3 separate regions of the Homo sapiens genome follow, and all the other regions are linked to region 1. The links are chromatin contacts, found by Hi-C or POLR2A ChIA-PET in ENCODE. All regions are on one chromosome and are shown on one strand. The core of a region is the stretch at or near the end of the contact, and the rest is flanking DNA. Distances in the headings are between cores, read along the strand shown.

What was found. Hi-C counts contacts between places; a loop is a spot of excess contacts on that map. ChIA-PET counts read pairs that join two places held with the same protein, here RNA polymerase II (POLR2A). Pooled maps may share reads with other maps.
Region 2: a loop to region 1 is called in a pooled map, with 4 times the contacts of the local background. The contact joins two enhancer-like sites. A Hi-C loop is called at or near these places in 8 of 50 pooled maps. POLR2A ChIA-PET finds 5 or more read pairs at or near these places in 2 of 52 experiments (CD8-positive, alpha-beta memory T cell and activated CD4-positive, alpha-beta T cell).
Region 3: a loop to region 1 is called in a pooled map, with 4 times the contacts of the local background. The contact joins two enhancer-like sites. A Hi-C loop is called at or near these places in 1 of 37 single-sample maps with no recorded cell type and 3 of 50 pooled maps. POLR2A ChIA-PET finds 5 or more read pairs at or near these places in 2 of 52 experiments (H1 and activated B cell).

Annotation. Positions count from the first base shown.
Region 1 is chr5:132,018,639-132,021,686 of GRCh38, reverse strand. No RefSeq gene overlaps it. Among named protein-coding and RNA genes, the nearest start is that of ACSL6, 8.5 kb to the right of the region's middle. Within about 2 kb of position 1,651, at least 4 of the 41 ENCODE cell types and tissues checked have a DNase peak (open chromatin) inside an H3K27ac peak, as active enhancers do.
Region 2 is chr5:131,534,984-131,538,031 of GRCh38, reverse strand. The region is part of intron 6 of RAPGEF6 (Rap guanine nucleotide exchange factor 6); the gene reads left to right. Among named protein-coding and RNA genes, the nearest start is that of RAPGEF6, 99 kb to the left of the region's middle. RefSeq lists an enhancer at 1,257-1,486 and a silencer at 1,242-1,536. Within about 2 kb of position 1,456, at least 6 of the 41 ENCODE cell types and tissues checked have a DNase peak (open chromatin) inside an H3K27ac peak, as active enhancers do.
Region 3 is chr5:131,670,737-131,673,784 of GRCh38, reverse strand. FNIP1 (folliculin interacting protein 1) reads left to right here. Exons shown (of 18, transcript NM_133372.3): 14 at 861-2,280. Among named protein-coding and RNA genes, the nearest start is that of RAPGEF6, 37 kb to the right of the region's middle. Within about 2 kb of position 1,409, at least 11 of the 41 ENCODE cell types and tissues checked have a DNase peak (open chromatin) inside an H3K27ac peak, as active enhancers do.

The DNA.
Region 1 (3,048 bases), core at 402-2,901:
ATTTTTGTGTTATACATTGTACTTACTTAATATGGTATTTTAATGCTTAGTATTATTCTCCTTTCACAAATGTTTCTTGGCAAGCATTGTACATGTACAATTTTCAAATGATATTTAGATTCACATTGTTAAGTTTAAAAATGAGATTACATTAAATATAAACATAAGTTTGGGAAGAATTAACATCTTCATAACATTTAGTATTTTAATCCAAGAAAATAGTTTACCTCTTCGTGCATTTGTGTCCTTCTATAAAGTTTTATATTGCTCTTCATCTAGGTCCTGCACACATCTTAAGTGTATTCCCAGTTATTTTCTATTTTTTGTTGCTTTTTGAATGAAACATTTTTCCTGTTATTTTTCTGTTTCTTTTCATATGCAATAAATATTCAACCACCTCATAAATACTCCTCTTATGTACAAAGCTTTTTAATTGCTTCCGTTGAAGTTTCTGCCCTCCAGGCACTCACTTTAGGTCTTTTCTCGTTCTCTCTTCCATCCACATATAGACGCAGAGCTAAATTTGAGTAATCCAAAGCGGAAGTACAAAGCAGTGTGGGCTGCTGTCCTCAGAGGAGTGCGATCTTCCCCCAGTGAGCTCATTGATGCTTATCTTGGAAAGAGGAGTCTTGTATGGAGGCATAGACTTGTCCAGGTTGAGTCAGGAGGGATACCCAGCCAGGGAACTGTGGAAATAGGTCCCCTGGTAGGAGCAAATCAGTTAGGGGAAGCAGAAAGCACATGGAGGGAGTAGTGGTTAATATGGCAGGAGGTTCAGCAGGACCAGGCCTTGGATGCTTGGGCTGGCTGGAGGACCTGGACTTTATGCTTGGGCAGGGAGGACCCACCCTTGAGGAGCATGGTGATGGGAATAGAAGAATGGCCCATGGAGGAAGAGGGGCTGAATCTGCATAGAAGGGGGCTGGCAGGAACAGAGGTGCCTGGAGGGAGGTGCAGGGTGAGTACGGACCTGTCTGCCAATGCTCCTCTTCCTTCAAGAGCCACTGTCTGCCCCTGCCCTGCTGAGGAAACCAAGGGCACAAAATGCACATGCTGACTCTGGCACAAAAAGTACTGCCCCAGGGTGAATTATTTTCTGACTCTCCACCAGAACAGGCCCTACTGGTGTTTACACCTGCTCAAGGACTTCTCTTTCATTCTGAAATTCTACAGCACAAAATTTTAGTGAATGCCTTTATTGAGTGTCTCTGGATTGCCAGAAGGCTGAGCGAGATACCATGTGCATGCTGAGTGTAGGAGGTGACGTAGTGTCAGGAAAGGGTGGCCCTGTGGGTTTCGATCTGACTTTTCACAGGTGTTTGTGGCCAAGTCACCTCCCTTACTCCTCACCTCACAGTTTCGGGGAATTCACTTTGTGAAACTGTCCTTTCTTCATTGCACACTTGGCTCAGTGTGTCTGTCCTAAGTGTCTTACATGCCATTACGTTTTCCTTGTTTGGGAGTTTTCATTGTACAGATTTCACCTTTTCTTTTTGGAAATTATTTTGAGAGAGGTTGGAGTGTAGGATGTGCTGGTATTTTGGGTGGATTCCCTGCTGTTGTGTCATCACTGAGAGCTCATGGTTGGCTCTGGTATTTCTACAAAAGCAGGAGATCTTCTGTTTCTTTCCCTCTGGGGTTTGCCCCTACACAACCACAGCAAGGCTGTAGTAGCTTCAGTGATGAGAGCAAAGGCTCCAGTTACTAAGGTTTCTGGGGTTACACTTGCAATGTTTTCCTACTATGAAACAGAGTGCCTCCTGAATTCAGTTTGCCTCTTCCCAAGAAATTAATTCTTGCGTTTCCTTTTCCACATAAGAAATTCTCTATTTCTAATTTTAATAGATTTTATTGAGAAAAGATGTTGAATTGTTGTGAATTCCTCTTTGTATGATCTTTGCCAGTTTTCCTATTAATAGGTATAATGGAAAGAACACAGGCTTGGAATTTGGATGGCTTTGGGTTCAAATCTCAGGCCAGCTGTGAGACCTTGGGCAAGCTATGTCAGCTCTCTAAGCCTCAGTTTCCTCATCTGTAAAATGAGGTGTTAGTCAGTGCAAGTGACCACAAGCACTGTAACCTACTCAAGCCAGCTAAAAGGGAATTGAGATTGATTAGTCTGTCACCAGAAGTATCTCACATGTTCCAAATGCAGGAGTGCAGCTGGGCTTCCAGGGCTGACTAGAATCAGAGTTGCAGGCACAGTGGGAAATGAGGGCCACTGAAAGGTCAGACTCCATTCAGGACTGGCTGAAAACCTCTACCTGGGCTTTGAGATGCAGCATAGTTGGTTTTGAGCCCTCTTCTAGTCTGATTTTTTGCACTGATTTCCCCACCTGTCATCTGCCCTATAGAGAATCTAGCAATGCATTCCTCTGTTTTTCATCTCTGCTTCTCTGGGCATATTTGCTTCACTTGTCATGTTTTCTGCAGATAAATACTCTCTGCAGAAAAGGACTAAAGTCCCAATTCAGAGTTCCCAGGGAAGAACTCTGATGGGTCCAGCTAGTTATTGGACCAATTAGTTATTGGTCACCTGGATGTTTCATAGGTGACCAGTGAACAGGGTCACACTTCTGTGACCAAGGCAGCTGCTATCATAAATTTATGGATGGAATGAAGGGCATAGTGAAAGCAGGCATTCTCTAAAGAAGCTGCTGCAGAGATAATCCTAGCATCCTTATATTTTAGCGTGGCTAGGGGTAGAATGTGAGTTCATCATGCAGTTGCGCTTGGATGATGCTCAACAAGTCTGTGGGTTCTGCCCCTGGCTGCTTGTTCCATATCAACCTGGCACCTTGGAGAGAGATGCTGTTTTATTTTCATGGAATTTCTATTTATATAGTTAATCCATCTGTCAAAATTTCATTTAGGATTATGGTGCGTGTATTTCTATTCAATATTGGTCTATTTTTAGTTCAAAAAATTTGATGTCACATCAAGTCTTGGAATTGTGTCTATATTTACCTCATAAATTGAACTGGATGACAAATAATGTTTTTATATAGTTTTAAATAATTTATGTGCAGGAATTATTTAAGTTTTCAA
Region 2 (3,048 bases), core at 207-2,706, 480 kb after region 1:
CAGCTTTGACCTCCCAACTCAAGGGATCCTCTCACCTCAGCCTCCTGAGTAGCTGGGATTATAGGCACATGCCTCCACACCCAGCTAACTTTGTTTTTTTTTGTAGAGACGGAGTTTCATCATGTTTTTCAGGTTGGTCTTGAACTCGTGGGCTCCAGCAATAGCCTGCCTCGGCCTCCCAAACTGTTGGGATTACAGATGTAATCACCACCACCCCCAGCCTCTACTGTTATTTTTAATGGGATTTTCCCAAAATATTTTCTGTCTGCAGTTTCTTCAATCTGCAGGTACAGAACCCATGGACACAGAGGGCTGACTGTATATATCTTTTGATTAATTTAAATATTTTAATTAATTTAGATGATGCTGAATGTTTAGTTATGTATCCTTGTGTTTGTGTTTCTCATGCAGTTAAATTTTTTCCAAAACATTACTTTCAATATTAATATAATGCTGTATGAGTGTAACGAAGTATTCTCACGTGGCTTCCAATTTTTCTCCTATTACAAACAACTTTTAGGGAAAAATCTGTACATGACTGATTATTTCCTTAGGATTGAGTTACAGAAATTACTGGGTTAAAGGTATGAAAATTATTTTAAGTTTCTACATGAATATTGGTAACTTCTCAATAGGCATTTTAAAATTGTCTTTATTATTCACTATGTATAAAATGCTTGAGTACTGAGAGGACCAGAGCAGGGCATGCCCCTCTGGTTGTCTGGGGCAGTTCTTCCTCCCTTAATGGTGTGACACTAATTCAGACAGATTTGCCCAGGGAACCAGAATTAGGAAGACTTTTTATCATACTTGAAATATTTTATGGAGTAATTGCTAAAGAAGGAGCTTTTGATAATTGTTTAAAGCAACTCAGATACTAATGTATACCAGTGGTCTAAGACTGATTATGACAGTGTTCCAGTTGGAAGGGGAATAACAACTACTCAGACATAGCAAACAAATTAATGCTGACCTAACGTTATTACCTTTTAGTTTGATTTGGTATGTGTTTATTAAGTGTGCTATCTTGTGTATGTGGCTTTTACAGTGCTAGAAAATGTAGTATTTAAAAGTAGAGAAGGGACGTAATGGTCATCTTTATGAACAAGGGATATAAAGGAACCCAGGAATTCACAGATAGTTTTAAATGAGAGTTCATTTTTTATCATTTATATATGTTACTCTCTTTTTGAAGAAAATTAATACGCTGTTTGAAACTTTAGGTTTGCATATACTTGAGTAACTATATACAAAATGTATCCTTTTGTGCAGGTATGAAGATGCTTGATACGCAGTGTAGACGGAAAGCAGAAGCATAGTGGTGCCTTTTATTGTTCTTTCAATTTCACTGATTCTAATTATAGAAGCTTACATCACCTTGGTTGATGATGACGGTTTCTCTCTCCTTCTTGGTTTTTCTTCCTCTATTACTCCCTAAGGGTGGATCATATTTCATAGTGCATGTGTGTCCAGCTGGTGGCTGTGACAGATTTTCAACAAAAATGGGGGTGATCAGTTAGTGGATATATATGACAGTATGCTGAAGCACACTGTTTCTTACAAGAGAATAAAAGAGCGTTGGTACTCTTGCCTCCCCTCCTTCATGAAGGCTGAGGAATAGGTATGCAGTTTGAAAGCAGAAGTCCTAAGGGGCACCAGTAATTAGAGTTAACTGTGTCTGATAACTGCAAAGATGCATTTCAGATGTTCATGTTAAACATGGGGGAAAACGGGTGGAAAAGATTGTTATGATCCTTTGAAAGGGCTTGTATGTTACCTATGATCATTTCAGTCATTTATTCATTTATTTTCCAAAAGACTTAAAGTGTTTTCACTATGTAAATCAGTACAATTTAAGTTTATATTTCAAAAACCAAATATAACTAAAATACAGAAATGAATATCCTCTTTATTTTGTAAAACTACAGAATTTTTCTTTTGTTCTTTAACTTCTTTGGCGTTTGACTTCTCTAAATTATGATTATAATATTTCATTGCAGATTGGGAATAAATTCCATTTAAAAATATAATAAGTAAATAAAATGCCTGGGTTAGTATAAATCCAGTTTTTGTTATCATTAGTTTTGTTTGTTTTTCATAATGCCTAGAATGTTTATCCTCTTATGGCTTACCTTCATCTATGGTAACCTTTCTCTGTCCTTCTTTTCAGTGTTGTCACATATTAACATAAAAGATGTGTTTACAGTTAGTTTAGTAACTATCAGAACCTTATCTTTGGCTTTCTAAACAATATGATTTTAAGTATTTCAGTTTGTATTTTTGTTTATAAATAATATACACAGTTAACATAAATTTTAATAACTACATGGCATTTACACTTTTATAAAAGTATTTTGTCATGATTTGAATCTTTGCAAAGTCAACATACATTGCTCTATTTTATAGTAGTGCAAAAGACCTTTCTAAAGCTAAAGATTTCATTAATAAGGGTTAGCATCATGGCATTTCATATGCAGGGGAAACGTGTTCATAAGTGGCTGTCCTGTAGTGATTCCTAGACAATAGGTAGATCAGGACATTCTCCTTTGCTGCACTTAATTCATTTGAATTGATAAGATAATGAGATGAGATCGTGATAAAATTCTAAAAGTGATGCAAGGGAAAAATAGGTTATTCACCTAGTCATTTATTTTAGTTATTTGATAAATTACTATTCTCTTCAAAGGATGTTTATTTCTTCATTCAGTAGTTAAAAGGTGAAGTCATTATTTCCTCAGAATGCTGGTGGATCCCCGTGTTGAGTATGGAATTTGGCCTGTTTCTTTTCTTAGTATTGTTACACAGGGAGATTTAGCATGATAGGTTCACTATACAGTTCCCTGGAATCGAAGATACTATGAGATGATTGGTAGAAAAGGAAAAGGATGATGTCATCTTCACTTACAAGCCAAACTAAAGGAAAAGAGAATTTTGTTCCTTTACTGAGTTGGTGTTTACTACAGTAGGTCTAACATATGGCACTAGTGGATTGCATTTCTCACACTGGGCAGCAGTTTTTTAAAGCAGCTAAGAGATGGCTGTCTCCCT
Region 3 (3,048 bases), core at 160-2,659, 350 kb after region 1:
GAATTACAAGCGTGAGCCACTGTGCCCGGCCCCAGAGATATGATTTAAATCAGGAATGGTTAAGTGTGTGGTGTGACGACTATAGCTTTGCTCCATTTTACCACTACTCCTTTCCTCTCCTTGCAAGCCAGTGGATATTGTGCTTTGTCTTTTCTTGATTGGACACAGCTACAGAATCCTTGTGTACATAGTACTTCAGGCAGTACTTCTCTAACAAGGTAAAAATGCTCTGCATGGAGCCTGGGTTAGAGAATATTCTTGGGATATGTGAGTTTCAGAACTGACTCTTTGCTTGAGGTTTCTGAACCATAGCATTTGTTTAAAGAGGAAACCAGAAAACCCTTAAATTCACCTTTCTCTCTGGTTAAGATTATTCATCTCATCTTCCTCCCTTGAATAGTCACTCATCTGTTAAAGAACTAAGAGTGAGGCCAGGCATGGTGGCTCACGCCTGTAATCCCAGCACTTTGGGAGGCCAGGGCCAGTGGATTGCTTGAGCCCAGGAGCTCAAGACCACCCTAGGAAACATGGCAAAACTCTGTCTCTACAAAAAAAAAAAAATACAAAAAATTAGCCAGGCATGGTGGCACGCGCTTATAGTCCCAGCTACTCAGGAGGCTGAGGTAGCAGGATCACCTGAGCCTAGGAGGCTGAGGCTGCAGTGAACCATGATTGTACCACTGCACTCCAGCCAGGATTACAGTGTGAGACCCTGTCTCAAAAAAAAAAAAAACAAAAAAACGAGTAAAACCTAAACTATTACTCATACAGTAAAAGAAGTAGGTTTCTGATCATTAAAAATAGCTTACTTAGCTGTGTCAGTAAAGGACATGTCCAATAACTGATTTTTTCCATTACAGGAGACTTGTATGGCGCTATTGGCTCTCCCGTACGGTTAGCAAGGACTGTGGTAGTTGGCAAACGACAAGACATGGTCCAGAGGCTACTTTATTTTCTTACTTATTTTATAAGATGCTCTGAACTTCAAGAAACGCATCTTTTAGAAAATGGAGAAGATGAAGCCATCGTTATGCCAGGCACAGTAATTACTACCACTTTAGAGAAAGGTGAAATAGAAGAATCAGAGTATGTCCTTGTCACAATGCATAGAAACAAAAGCAGTTTGCTCTTTAAAGAGTCAGAAGAAATTAGAACTCCCAATTGTAACTGTAAATATTGCAGTCATCCACTCCTTGGGCAAAATGTAGAGAACATTTCACAACAAGAGAGAGAAGATATTCAAAACAGCTCTAAGGAGCTGCTAGGAATTTCAGATGAGTGCCAGATGATTTCTCCTTCTGACTGCCAAGAAGAAAATGCTGTTGATGTTAAACAGTACAGAGATAAATTAAGAACTTGCTTTGACGCCAAGTTAGAGACAGTTGTTTGCACAGGATCTGTTCCAGTAGACAAATGTGCATTGTCAGAGTCAGGCTTAGAGTCAACAGAGGAAACATGGCAGAGTGAGAAGTTGCTGGATTCAGACAGTCACACAGGCAAAGCAATGAGATCCACAGGAATGGTTGTGGAAAAAAAACCTCCAGATAAGATTGTGCCTGCTTCATTTTCTTGTGAGGCTGCCCAGACAAAGGTTACTTTCCTGATTGGGGATTCTATGTCACCTGATTCAGATACTGAGCTTCGAAGTCAGGCAGTGGTGGATCAGATTACCAGACATCACACCAAACCATTGAAGGAAGAAAGAGGGGCTATTGATCAGCATCAAGAAACTAAACAAACAACCAAGGACCAATCTGGAGAGTCTGATACACAGAACATGGTTTCTGAAGAGCCCTGTGAACTTCCCTGTTGGAATCATTCAGACCCAGAAAGCATGAGCTTATTCGACGAATATTTTAATGATGATTCAATCGAAACCAGGACTATTGATGATGTTCCATTTAAAACAAGTACAGATAGTAAAGACCATTGCTGTATGTTAGAGTTTTCAAAAATATTGTGTACAAAAAATAACAAGCAGAACAATGAATTTTGTAAATGTATAGAAACAGTTCCCCAAGATTCATGTAAAACCTGCTTTCCTCAGCAGGACCAAAGAGATACACTCTCCATTCTTGTCCCCCATGGGGATAAAGAGAGTTCAGATAAAAAAATTGCTGTAGGAACTGAATGGGACATTCCAAGAAATGAAAGTTCAGACAGTGCCCTTGGGGATAGTGAAAGTGAAGATACAGGTCATGATATGACTAGACAAGTTAGCAGTTATTATGGAGGAGAGCAAGAAGATTGGGCAGAAGAGGATGAGATACCTTTTCCTGGGTAAGTAGGAAGTTTTCACCTATAATGGGCCCTATATAAATATGTACCATTCTCTTTTTTAGCTGTTCTCTGAAGGTTAGTATAAAAGAGATCATTGTTCTGGATAGCTCTCTTGTTTTCATATTCTCTTAACTCATAAGAAGGAGTAAAGGCTAAGCTCCAGAAACACCCTGGAAAGGTTTTATGAAGACCTCAAATAAAAGTTAAAGGATCTGGTTGATAAGTATAAGATTTCTTACTGCTTAGAAGGTTTCAAGCCATTTAGGAGTGACTTATGCCCCCCAAAGGACATATGCTGAGCCTGGCAGTTAGGGAGCACTAATCCCTGAGATGTTAGAATAGCTGTTAGAAATAGATTTGGCCAAGACTAAGAGGAAAACAGAGAATGTATACTTTGGGTCAAGTATGCAAGGAGAATATTCATGCTTGAGAAACATTACATACCTAGCTTTGGACTTGTGAGGCATTTAATTGTTTTGTTTTAGATGATTGTTTTCATAATCTGATTGTATTAAGAATGTGCTACAAACACAAGGTACAATTCTCTTAAAGTCTCTTAGGAAAGATTGATCCTCACTTCATTACTCAGTTGCTCATCAGACCTTCTTCTCTGAATAAGAAGGAGTATTTTATTTTCTGATAGAGCACTTGAGCCAGTTTTTAAATAACGATGATTTTACTCTTGATTTTACTATTATTACCATTTTACTCTTAATTTTTACGATTGTTACCATTATATAAGGATGATTTTACACTTGATTTTAATAC